2 separate regions of the Homo sapiens genome follow, and region 1 is linked to region 2. A link is an interaction called in ENCODE POLR2A ChIA-PET data of the cell type or tissue named here. Cell type or tissue: PC-3. All regions are shown on one strand. Each heading gives the region's core, and the rest is flanking DNA. Links, peaks and the distances in the headings are about the cores only.

What was found. ChIA-PET counts read pairs that join two places held together with the same protein. Peaks named below come from ENCODE experiments on the same cell type or tissue, not always from the same donor. Only the 100,000 strongest peaks of a DNase experiment are listed, where the experiment ranks them.
Region 1: POLR2A ChIA-PET joins it to region 2 with 17 read pairs; 2 of 35 experiments call an interaction of 5 or more read pairs at or near these places.

What each region holds. Positions count from the first base shown.
Region 1 is chr6:158,661,614-158,666,988 of GRCh38, forward strand. It overlaps SYTL3 (synaptotagmin like 3), which reads left to right. Exons shown (of 18, transcript NM_001242394.2): 4 at 1,137-1,765; 5 at 3,782-4,000. The coding sequence starts at 1,656. Among named protein-coding and RNA genes, the nearest start is that of SYTL3, 14 kb to the left of the region's middle. In PC-3, for the core only: no CTCF peak of the experiment used is centred there; a DNase peak (open chromatin) is centred at 2,308; H3K4me3 peaks cover 1,446 bases.
Region 2 is chr6:158,750,412-158,755,786 of GRCh38, forward strand. It overlaps SYTL3 (synaptotagmin like 3), which reads left to right. Exons shown (of 18, transcript NM_001242394.2): 13 at 1,517-1,619. Among named protein-coding and RNA genes, the nearest start is that of MIR3918, 12 kb to the right of the region's middle. RefSeq lists an enhancer at 4,900-5,375. In PC-3, for the core only: no CTCF peak of the experiment used is centred there; no DNase peak of the experiment used is centred there.

The sequences.
Region 1 (5,375 bases), core at 261-5,260, 89 kb before region 2:
GCAATCTTGGCCTGTAGGCCCATGAACTTGGAGAAAAAATTAAATCTTTATTTTTATTAACCTTTAACTCAAATTTAGCATTTTCTTAAAATATGGATATAGGCAAGAAACCACAGTAGAATCAGCAGAACTTGTGACTTTGTCACCAACAGAAATCACAGATATTTTCATACCACATGATATGTTGTAGCTATCTCAAGACATTGTTTCTATTCATCACTACTTTGAAATTCTGGGAGTCCTTAGATCACTGCTAGATCTTAATATTTCATGCATCAAGGAACACATATATTACTATATTACAATTTTTAAATATTTCAGTATAATCAATTTCTTCCTATGTAACACAGCATACCTTATTTTATGCGTTTAAATACGTAGGCTTCACCAGACTACCAAAGATTAAGAAAAAGGTTAAGAACCTTTGCTTAAAGGAAATGCTACCTTAGAGCTCTGTTAGCCTCTCATTCACTAATTTGCCATGGATCATAAATTAATATAATGCAGATTTTTTTTGAAGCCTAGCAAAGGAAGTTTAGCTTTTAAAGCATTGAAAGGACGTCTTATCACTAAGGGATTCCCATAGATTTAATAACAAAAATGGTACTATAGGAAGTATATTGATTTGATCTTCTGCATTTTCTGGATAAAAGGATGTATGCAGAACCTTTCAGCTGTCATTAAACAAAAACAAGAGCTAATGCATAAGGCAGCTCATGAAACTTATTCAAGACTGTAAATAATTGATAGGCTGAGCTTGTGGTGGTGCTGCTTCATACATCCTTAATTGATTAAACATTTTTTGAGTGTTGAAGTTAATGGTAAAAATAATAGCCAACAGTTGGGAATGTCATTTTTCCAGTATTTCTTCAATTAGGGTAATGTACATTAAACACAGACTTTTACGTCCTCTGACCACTAAAGTTATGGAATCCATATTAGGAAAATTCAAGTTTGGAAGTTTGAGGCTTTTAGAAATATGAGAAGTGTTATTTAAGCAAATTTAAAATTTTACATTATCACCGCGAGCAGAAAATGCAAGGGTTTGTGTAGAATATTTTGTCTTTTTGGAAGTAATGCTGCAGAGATACTTAAGCCAAGAAAAATGTTGCCATTTTTTGTTTTCTTTTCTGCAGGTATTGAACGGGCTGAGCTTTTCATGATGGTTCCTGCTGACCTGGAAACATCTTAAATGGAAGGTTAGCTTCTATGAGTCACTGATACTCTTTTTATTGCTATTTCTAAATTTCCTTGGCTTGAAAATTACTTCTGCTTTGCAGAAATTATCTGCTTGCAGCTGTGGATAATTTATAACAATCTCTGGTGAAACCTCAGAAAAGAGATATGCTTTTGTCTTAGATGGATGTCAGCAGCTGCTGCAGAACCCGGTGAAAACACCCCCCGGGTAGCACGAGGCTCTGCGAGCCGTAACTCCGACAAACGCAGAACTTCTTGAGGCTTTCTTCTTCTAAGGAGTATGACACAGTTAAAAAGGAAAAAAGAACCACAAGCAAAACAGTTGCCAGTGAAATAGGAGAGGGAGCTCTTTAAACAAGGCTGGCTGCAGCTGGCCTCCGCCGCTCATCTGCAGGGCGTGAGCGCTTGGTCCATGCAGTGAAGCTCTTCCAACCTGGGTCAACGAAAACGGAGAAGAAATGGCCCAAGAAATAGATCTGAGTGCTCTCAAGGAGTTAGAACGCGAGGCCATTCTCCAGGTCCTGTACCGAGACCAGGCGGTTCAAAACACAGAGGAGGAGAGGACACGGTAGGCTGCCCTTCCCGGGGGGTCACTTTGGGTGTTTAGCTTTCTCTGCTTGGGGCCTGCCACTCCGTCGCCAATGCTGTTTGCTTACAAATCACTACCCACCTGCTGCTGGGCTTCGTGCCTGAGAAGGGTCCTAACGAAGGTCTGTTGGTGGAGATGATCCTCCTTATGTAACTAAACGTAGAGGACGCTCAGGAGGAGGAGGGAGGCCGCTCTTGTTATTCATTTAAAACGGTGCCTTTGGGCGGTAAGTTTGCTGTCTGCCATCTGCTTGTCTGTTTGCCGACTTCGTGGGAATCATTCAAGGGACATTTTCAGGCTTCCAGTTTACCCCTTCTTTAAGGAAAGACCTCCAGTTAAGGGTTTTCCTACCTCATTTTTGACGGTGCCGGGAGGTGTAAAGAAAAGCAAAGAAAGAGGCTCACAAGCAGCAACTCTGATGGAATCCAGCCCTGTCTTTTTTTCTTTGCTCGCTTTTGCTTCCCAGCTGGCTTTGAGGAAGGGGGAGCATAAAATATGAACCTGCTTAGCCTGTTTCCTGACCGCTTTGCCAACAGGGAACTCTTCCCTGTCTGTCTCTAAGCTGCACGGGCCGTTTGATATGGGTCAGCATTTAGAAAAGCGTGCTGAACTCTAGCAGAGCAGTGTTCCGCCTTAGCTGTCAAGATCCATCTTTAAACAGGTTGGCGCTTGTTTATCAATGTCTATGGAGGAAGTGAGGGTTTGGTTTCTAATGGCAGAACACATTAGAAAACAAAACTTTGGACAACCAAATGCTTGAGGAGTGAGGAGAATTTTCTGGTATAGTATTCTTCATCCTCCCTGTTATTTCAAAGCTTTCTAAGTGCACTTGTAAACTTTCTTCCATTAAAAACTATAATACAGTCTGGGCGTGGTGGCTCACGCCTGTCATCCCAGCACTTTGGGAGGTTGAGGCGGGCGGATCACCTGAGGTCAGGAGTTTGAGACCAGCCTGGCCAACATAGTGAAACCCTGTCTCTACTAAAAATACAAAAATTAGCCGGGCGGTGGCAGGTGCCTGTAATCCCAGCTACTCAGGAGGTTGAGACAGGAGAATCCCTTGAACCTGGGAGGTGGAGTTTGCAGTGAGCTGAGATCGCGCCACTGCACTCCAGCCTGGGCAATAGAGCAAGCCTCTGTCTCAAACCAACAACAAAAAAACGAAAACAAAAACTATAATACAGTGAGAAAAGTGAAATTTTATTTGATGATGAAAGATCTTTCAGTGATTTGAGACATCCTTTTGAATATTAACAAAGTGACATAGACATAGTGATAACAAAGTTGTATTTCAAAGGGTACTAATTCTAGGGTAGATCCTGAAAGTTGAATTTTAAAGTGCATTTCTGATGTCATCTTGTTTCTTGGGATTGGCTCATCTTTTCTACAAGTAGGTATCACAGACATTCATAAAAGAGCGTGCTAGTAAATGACACCTTTTTGGTCCAATACAGTATCTCTTTGCACTATGGCTATTTGTCTAGGGGAGTGGGCTGACCACTTATTAAAAAAAAAATGTAGCAAAAGCATAGCATCAGTTGATTTTATTGGGCAACTTATACCCATAGCAGGATGTATGCTGTGTGTTTCTAGATTATTCCATGCCTTGCAGATTAGAATGGATGCTCCTTTCAGTGTCTTTTCCTCTCCTTTCACTATTCTTGCTTACTATCATAACAGCCTTTGGGCAGGAAGGGATGGACCTAGCAGGGAGCTTCTCTGCCCCAGGCATGTTATTTATACTTTGCCATTTAGTCCTCACAGCAACCCTGGGAGGTAAGGTCATATCACCTGTTTCACGGTTGAAAAAACCCTTGAGACTCGACTCTGAGATGTTGAGTGAGAGCCCAGTTCACACAGCCATGTTGGAGTCCAGGGATGTCGAATGCCAAAGCCCCTTCCCTTGCCATGGGGGTTACTGCCTGGGCTCTTGCCCTATAGCCTGGGGTCAGGTGTTCCATCTAATACTATCTTCTTTAACTCTGAGGGCTGCAGGAAACTGAAAACACACCTGCAGCATCTCCGGTGGAAAGGAGCGAAGAACACGGACTGGGAGCACAAAGAGAAGTGCTGTGCGCGCTGCCAGCAGGTGCTGGGGTTCCTGCTGCACCGGGGCGCCGTGTGCCGGGGCTGCAGCCACCGCGTGTGTGCCCAGTGCCGAGTGTTCCTGAGGGGGACCCATGCCTGGAAGTGCACGGTGTGCTTCGAGGACAGGTAAGCATGGCCGGTGGTTGGATCCCTCCCACTGATTCAGGTCTCGGAGGAGGCCTCTTTACAAACCGCTCATAAAGAGAGCACTCACTCCTCACCTTCAGCCAGTAAATGTGTACCGAGTGCCTGATAGGGAGCTACCTTTCTAGCCTTGGAAGTTATCTTCATCCAAAAATAAATTTTATGTAGCAACATTTTTTTCATTTACAGAAGTTTGGGCCAAGTGTGGTGGCTCATGACCGTAATCCTAGCATTTTGGGAGGCCAAGGTGGGTGGATTGCTGGAGCCCAGGAGTTTGAGTCCAGCCTGGGCAACGTAGTGAGACCCCATCTCTACAAAAAAATACAAAAATTAGCCAAGTGTGGTGGTGCATGCCTGTAGTCCCAGCTACTCAGGAGGCTGAGATGAGAGGATCATTTGAACCTGGGAGCTGTGATTGTACCACTGCACTCCAGCCTGGGCAACAGAGTGAGAACCTGTTTAAACAACAAAAGTTTGTTAAGTCGAAGGATGGGCTAACCCAGGAGTTCAGATTCATTTGGGTCTCTTAACTAAGTGCTGTCATTTTCTTAGCACTTAATTTATCTCCTTCAGTACCAGTGGAGTAAATTATAATCTAGGGAATATTGGAGTAATCATCTGAGGCTTTAAATACTGCGTTTTTGAAGCTGACCTGTCTTTAATACTCAGCTAAAGAAATGGACATGCTTCCCTTTAGTGACAGACTGAATCTACGTTTATAGTTATCAATTGGTGTTTAGGGGGTTTTAATACCAGTTTTAACATGGAATTGGTGTTTTTGCGTTCCCCATTCTGAAAACGATAAAGAGCCAACTTGGCTTAGACTCCTGCTGTTCAAAGCAAGAATGAACTGGCCATGAGCTCCGTGAAAACACTAGAGGGGTGACTCCGTCTGCTGGGGGAGACGGTGCACAAGGACATCACAGAACTTCGGAGAAGGGAAGGAATACTAGGCTGGTGTGAATGGGAGTCATCAGAGACCCTGAGATTTGAAAACAACTTCTAAATATTGCCACAGATGTGTGAGTGCCCCAGGGACAAAGACTGTGGGAGGCACTTACACAGTGTGGGCATTGTGGCTGGGGTTTCTTCCCCCTAAATCCGGAGGGCTGTGTTTAACGCACGCCCTGGCATTCATTTACTTAAGTGTCCTGTCCCTTTGCAAGGCTTACTGTATTTCAGTCATCTAGCCAGAGAGGTGAAGTGGTTCAACCTGATTTCTTTGCTCTTGAACTGCATTCCGTCCATTTCGCTCACAGCGTGCCAAGTCGCACGGACGGTGGCCGAATTCGCCTTCTCATCTCATGTTTCTTTGGTTTGCTGAAGCCATTGTCCTTCAGGCTTTTCCTTGCTTGAG
Region 2 (5,375 bases), core at 84-5,083:
TATATATTCTGTTTTACATATTTGAGATTGCATGAATGTGTAATGCTCAGTAACTTAAGAGTAAATGAACTGTGAAGAATTAGAGATGGAGTTTTGAGGGATTTTTTGTTTTGGTTTGATTTTTTGAGACAGAGTCTTGCTTTGCCGTCTAGGCTGGAATGCAGTGATGTTATCATGGCTCACTTCAGCCTTGACCTCCTGGGCTCAGGTGATCCTCCAACTTCGGGCGTCGAGTAGCTGGGACTACAGGTGCACACCACCACACCCAGTTGACTTTTAAATTTTTCGTGGAGATGAGTTCTCCCTGTGTATTGCCCACGCTGGTCTCAAATTCCTGGCTTATGGAATCCTCCCTGAGCCAGGTGCCTGGCCAGTTTTTGGGTTGTTTTGTTTTTCTTTTTTGAGATGGAATTTCGCTTTATTGCCCAGGCTGGAGTGCAGTGGCGCGATCTCGGCTCACTGCAACCTCCATCTCCCAGGTACAAGCGATTCTCCTGCCTCAGCCTCCTGAGTAGCTGGGATTACAGGTACATGCCATCATGCCTGGCTAATTTTTGTATTTTTAGTAGAGACAGGGTTTCACCATGCTGGCCAGGCTGGTCTGGAACTCCTGACCTCAGGTGATCCGTCCACTTCATCCTCCCAAAGTGCTGGGATTATAGTTGTGAGCTTCTGCGCCTGGCCTCCTGGCCGATTTCGAGTATTTTCACAAAAAGCTTAACCTAGGGGGAAGAAGAGACCCAAGACTGGGGCTAAAGAAGGGCACAGATAGAGGAGGCTCACTGTGATTTTTTACTTTGGAAAGTAGAGCCTGTTTCTAGCCTGTGGAGAGGGGGCTTGGGCTGCTGCTGGTTGGGGGGTCATTGCCATCACTGGGGCTGCCAGAGGAGCCATGAAGGGCAGCGTAGGGGCCTGTATGGAGGGGTCAGCCTAGAACAGGACAGGACATGTCTTCCTCTCCGCCTGGATTTCAGGGGCTGGGTGAGTGCAGATGGAGACATCTGTCATGCTGCGTGCGACCTCTAGACTCAGCAGAATCCCACTTCTCAGCGGTTGGGAGGAGCAGAGTCTTTGAGGCCCCTGCAAGGAAACAGCACAGTGCGAGGCATATGCTTTCTACTTCCACTTTTTTTTCTTTTGCAGGTGGTGGGTGGCAGAAGGGACGGGAATCCGGCTCATGGCCTTGACATCCAGGCAGGCGAGAGAATCTCTAGTTCCATGGTCTTCGCCAAATGGAGTAGGGCCTGAGGAAGGCAGGACGAGCTTCACACCCCCAGGAATATTCCAGAGGGTTATGTGGCTAGCATTTGACCATAGACTGCATGGATCAGAAGCTGCCCACCCAGCACTAACGTTGCTCACTATTAGGCTATTAAGTCCTTTCTATCAACCCAAAAATTCCAGCAGGAAGCCTGGTAAAGAAAACGCTGGCATGTGGGTTCTCTGCTGCCCCCAAACTCTTTATCCACCCCTTTCCCTGAGTTCTCACTCTGTCCCCGCTGTGTTTGGCCCCTAGGTATGTGAAGACCTACCTGTTGCCCGACAGATCCTCCCAGGGAAAGCGCAAGACTGGAGTCCAAAGGAACACCGTGGACCCGACCTTTCAGGAGACCTTGAAGGTACTTGCTGGACAGATATTCCTGTGCAGAGTCCTCCCGAGCCCGGGTGGAGCGCCTGGGGCAGAGTCCAGTGGATGGTGCTTTCAAACTCTTGACTCAGTTAGATATAATACAGACACCTATATGTTTCTTCGCAGCTCTGTCAATCAGTGTTAAGTTGGTAGAAAATAAATGTCAGCCTTTGTACAGGAAAAGTGCAGAGTCTGCCAGACTCAGGAATGGCTTTTGATTAATGATTTCTGAGAAGATGGTGAAAAAGAACCTGGCTGCCTCTTTGTCTCGGGCTAACACCGGGGCACAGGATAATTTTAAACATTAGTTTGTCTTAGTGAATGTTTCTGTCAAAGAGGTGCTCTCAGACAGAGTGCCCTGAAAATTAAACTCCTGAGTTACTGTCTTTGTAAAAGTGCCCCTTTATTGTATTTCTGACAAACTCAGGTTTCTTCTAATTTTATTTTTTTTAAATGAATCCTTTTATGAAAAATCTTACAAAGGAATTGTTTGGGTTTTCACTTTCTATGATACTAGGAAATGTGATTGATGGTTGAGGGCAGAGATGGGGCCATGCGCTCTGATGTCGGGTGGAAGGCTGCAGCTGAGGTCTGGTATCTGCAGAGAGCTGGCTGTGGTGGCCCCAATCTTGGTGCAGGGTGAGGGGGGTAGCCCAGAGCTGCAGAGGCTACCCTGCCGGGGCTGGGCAGCCAGAGGTCCCCTCGTCTCATGCCTATGACAGGAGAGGGCTTTGTTTGCCTTTCTTGGCAAGTAGGGGGTGTCTGTGAGCTGCCAGCCAGGGGCCATCTGGGCAGCTGGCACAGAGCCCTGAGTTCATTAAATAATAATAGCCCTTGTTTCCTGGGTCCCTACTGTGGCCAAGTGCTTTATATACAGCCTGGGGTAATTATTAGAATCCTCATTTACCCACGGGGAAACTGAGACCTAGAGAGTCCTTAGAAATACAGCTCAAAGCCACAAAGGACTGGCAGTTCTCAAAATTTGTGTGCGTAAAATCCCATGGGGATTTACATTTTTAAAACATTTCTTCTTTTCTTTTTTTTTTTTTTTTTTTTGAGATGGAGTTTCACTCTTGGTCGCCCAGGCTGGAGTGCAGTGACATGATCTTGGCTCACTGCAACCTCCACCTCCCAGGTTCAAGCGATTCTCCTGCCTCAGCCTCCTGAGTAGCTGGGATTAAAGGTACCCACCACGATGGCCAGCAAATTTTTTGTGTTTTTAGTACAGATGGGGTTTCACCATGTTGACCAGGCTGGTCTTGAACTCCTGACCCCAGGTAATCTGCCCACCCCGGCCTCCCAAATGCTGAGATTACAGGCTTGAGCCACCACGCCAGGCCTAAATTTCTTATTTTCTAAGATGCCCCTGTACTTAGAACTGGGGATTTTTTTAAAATGCAGATTCTGGGCCGGGCGCGGTGGCTCACGCCTGTAATCCCAGCACCTTGGGAGGCTGAGGCGGGTGGATCATGAGGTCAGGAGATCGAGACCATCCTGGCTAACATGGTGAAACCCCGTCTCTACTAAAAATACAAAAAATTAGCCGGGCGTGGTGGCGGGCGCCTGTAGTCCCAGCTACTTGGGAGACTGAGGCAGGAGAATGGCGTGAACCCGGGAGGCAGAGCTTGCAGTGAGCCGAGATAGCGCCACTACACTCCAGCCTGGGTGACAGAGCGAGACTCCGTCTCAAAAAAAAAAAAAAAAATGTAGTTATATAATTGGAGTTAAAAGGTTACCTACCTTAAAATGTACACAGAATCTCAAAGATATCACTTAAAATTTTTATCCATGGGTCTTATCTAGTATATTGTGAATATTTTATAGTCCTGGGAAACTTTCCAGTTACAATTAAAATAATCGGCATCTCTAATTGATCCTAAATGCAAAATAACCCAACACCGGCCAGCCTCATCCTTAATAGAAATATGCATAAGATGCGAAGGATGGGAAGCCGGGGAGGCCGATCCAGCATTAAAAGTCTCGCTAGAAGCCAGTATTTCCAATCACAATCACACCTTTGTGCAGCACCCAGGCTTTGTGCGACCTGAGGTGAGCCATCAGAGTACGATTCAGGTGGATGAGGCTGTGAGAACTGTCTCCAGCCAGTTTTGAGAGAAGTGCACATCAAATGCGAGGATCTAGAAATTGATCCTCAAATTTTTCTGAGCAGAGTACTTCTTGGCAAGCCTTTCTGGACCCAGGGAGACTTGTACCCCATTTGACACCACTGTCCTGGGGGCCTGGAGAGGATGAAGTGATCTCACTGGGTGACATTGGTCATTGCCTGGCCCTGCTCTCAAATGATCCTTACACCTCATTCCCAGCTGAGCCTGGAGCAAGCCTTGTGGACCTAACAGGGCTATGGAAAATAGGTCTGGTTTGAAAAGGTAGATTCTAGGCTGGGTGTGGTGGCTCACGCCTGTAATCCCAGCACTTTGGGAGGCCGAGGCAGGCGGATCATGAGGTCAGGAGATCGAGACCATCTTGGCTAACACGGTGAAACCCCGTCTCTACTAAAAATACAAAAAATTAGCTGGGCACAGTGGCGGGCACCTGTAGTCCCAGCTACTCGGGAGGCTGAGGCAGGAGAATGGCGTGAACCTGGAAGGCGGAGCTTGCAGTGAGCTGAGATCACACCACTGCACTCCAGCCTGGGCGACAGAGCGAGACTCCGTCTCAACAAACAAAACAAAACAAAGCAAAGGTAGATTCTGTATGTAGCAGGGAGTAGTCCTATTGACAGAAAGGGGCGAGCAATGGGTAAGGACCCAGGAGAAGTGGCTGAGCGTCGCCCACACACAGCTGGAGATGAGAGAGCTGCCTGGGGGCCCGAGCCCGACCCTGCTAAGTGGCGTGGCGTTCTAGTAACCGCTTCATTTCTCAGAGGGCAGCAGATGCAGCTGGCCAGCTGCCTGGACTAACTGATAAGGAGTGTAGCTGGAATATGGGGAATAATCACATCAATCCAGAGTTTATAGACAGAGATTGAATGTGGGGCAGAGTCGGAAATGGACCCATGGGCTGGGTGTGGAGGCTCACGCTTGTAATCCCAGAACTTTGAGAGGCTGAGACGGGTGGAGGGCTTGAGCCCAGGAGTTCGAGACCAGCCTGGGCAATGTAGAGAGACCCCATCTCTACAAGAAATTAAAAGATTAGCCGGGCATGGCGACGCCTACCTGTAGTCCCAACTACTTGGGAAGCTGAGGTGGGAGGATCGCTTGAGCCTGGGAGGTGCAGGCTGCAGTGAGCTGAGATGGCACTGCTGCACTCCAGTCTAGGTGACAGAGTGAGATCCTGTCCCCCCAAAAAAGATATGGACCCATAGACTTGAGGGAAAACTGGCTAAAAGTTACCCAAAGGCAGGAGAAAAGGGAATGTGACCCAAGAAATGCCCATCTCCATGGCCACAAGCCACCCCAGCGGGGAGGAAAAGGAGGAATGAACTGAGGAAGCTAACCTGGCCAGCCAAGCCATTTGTGCCTGGCCCGCAGACATCAGAAGTGTGGACAGAGCCTACAGGCAGCCCCCAACAGAGCAGGGGACGGCCCTGCTGCGCCTCCCCTCTGTTTGCAGAGGCTGAAGGAGGGAAATTACCGTGTCTCAGTTCCTGTTTTATTCCATCTCGTTCCTCGATTGGAAAGATGGGTAAAGGTGGGCATGAGGAGATGAACCCCAAAGCAAACAAACCGCACAGCTGCTGCAAATGGGTGCAAGTGTCCAGCCTCACAGCAACAGCCGTGTCACG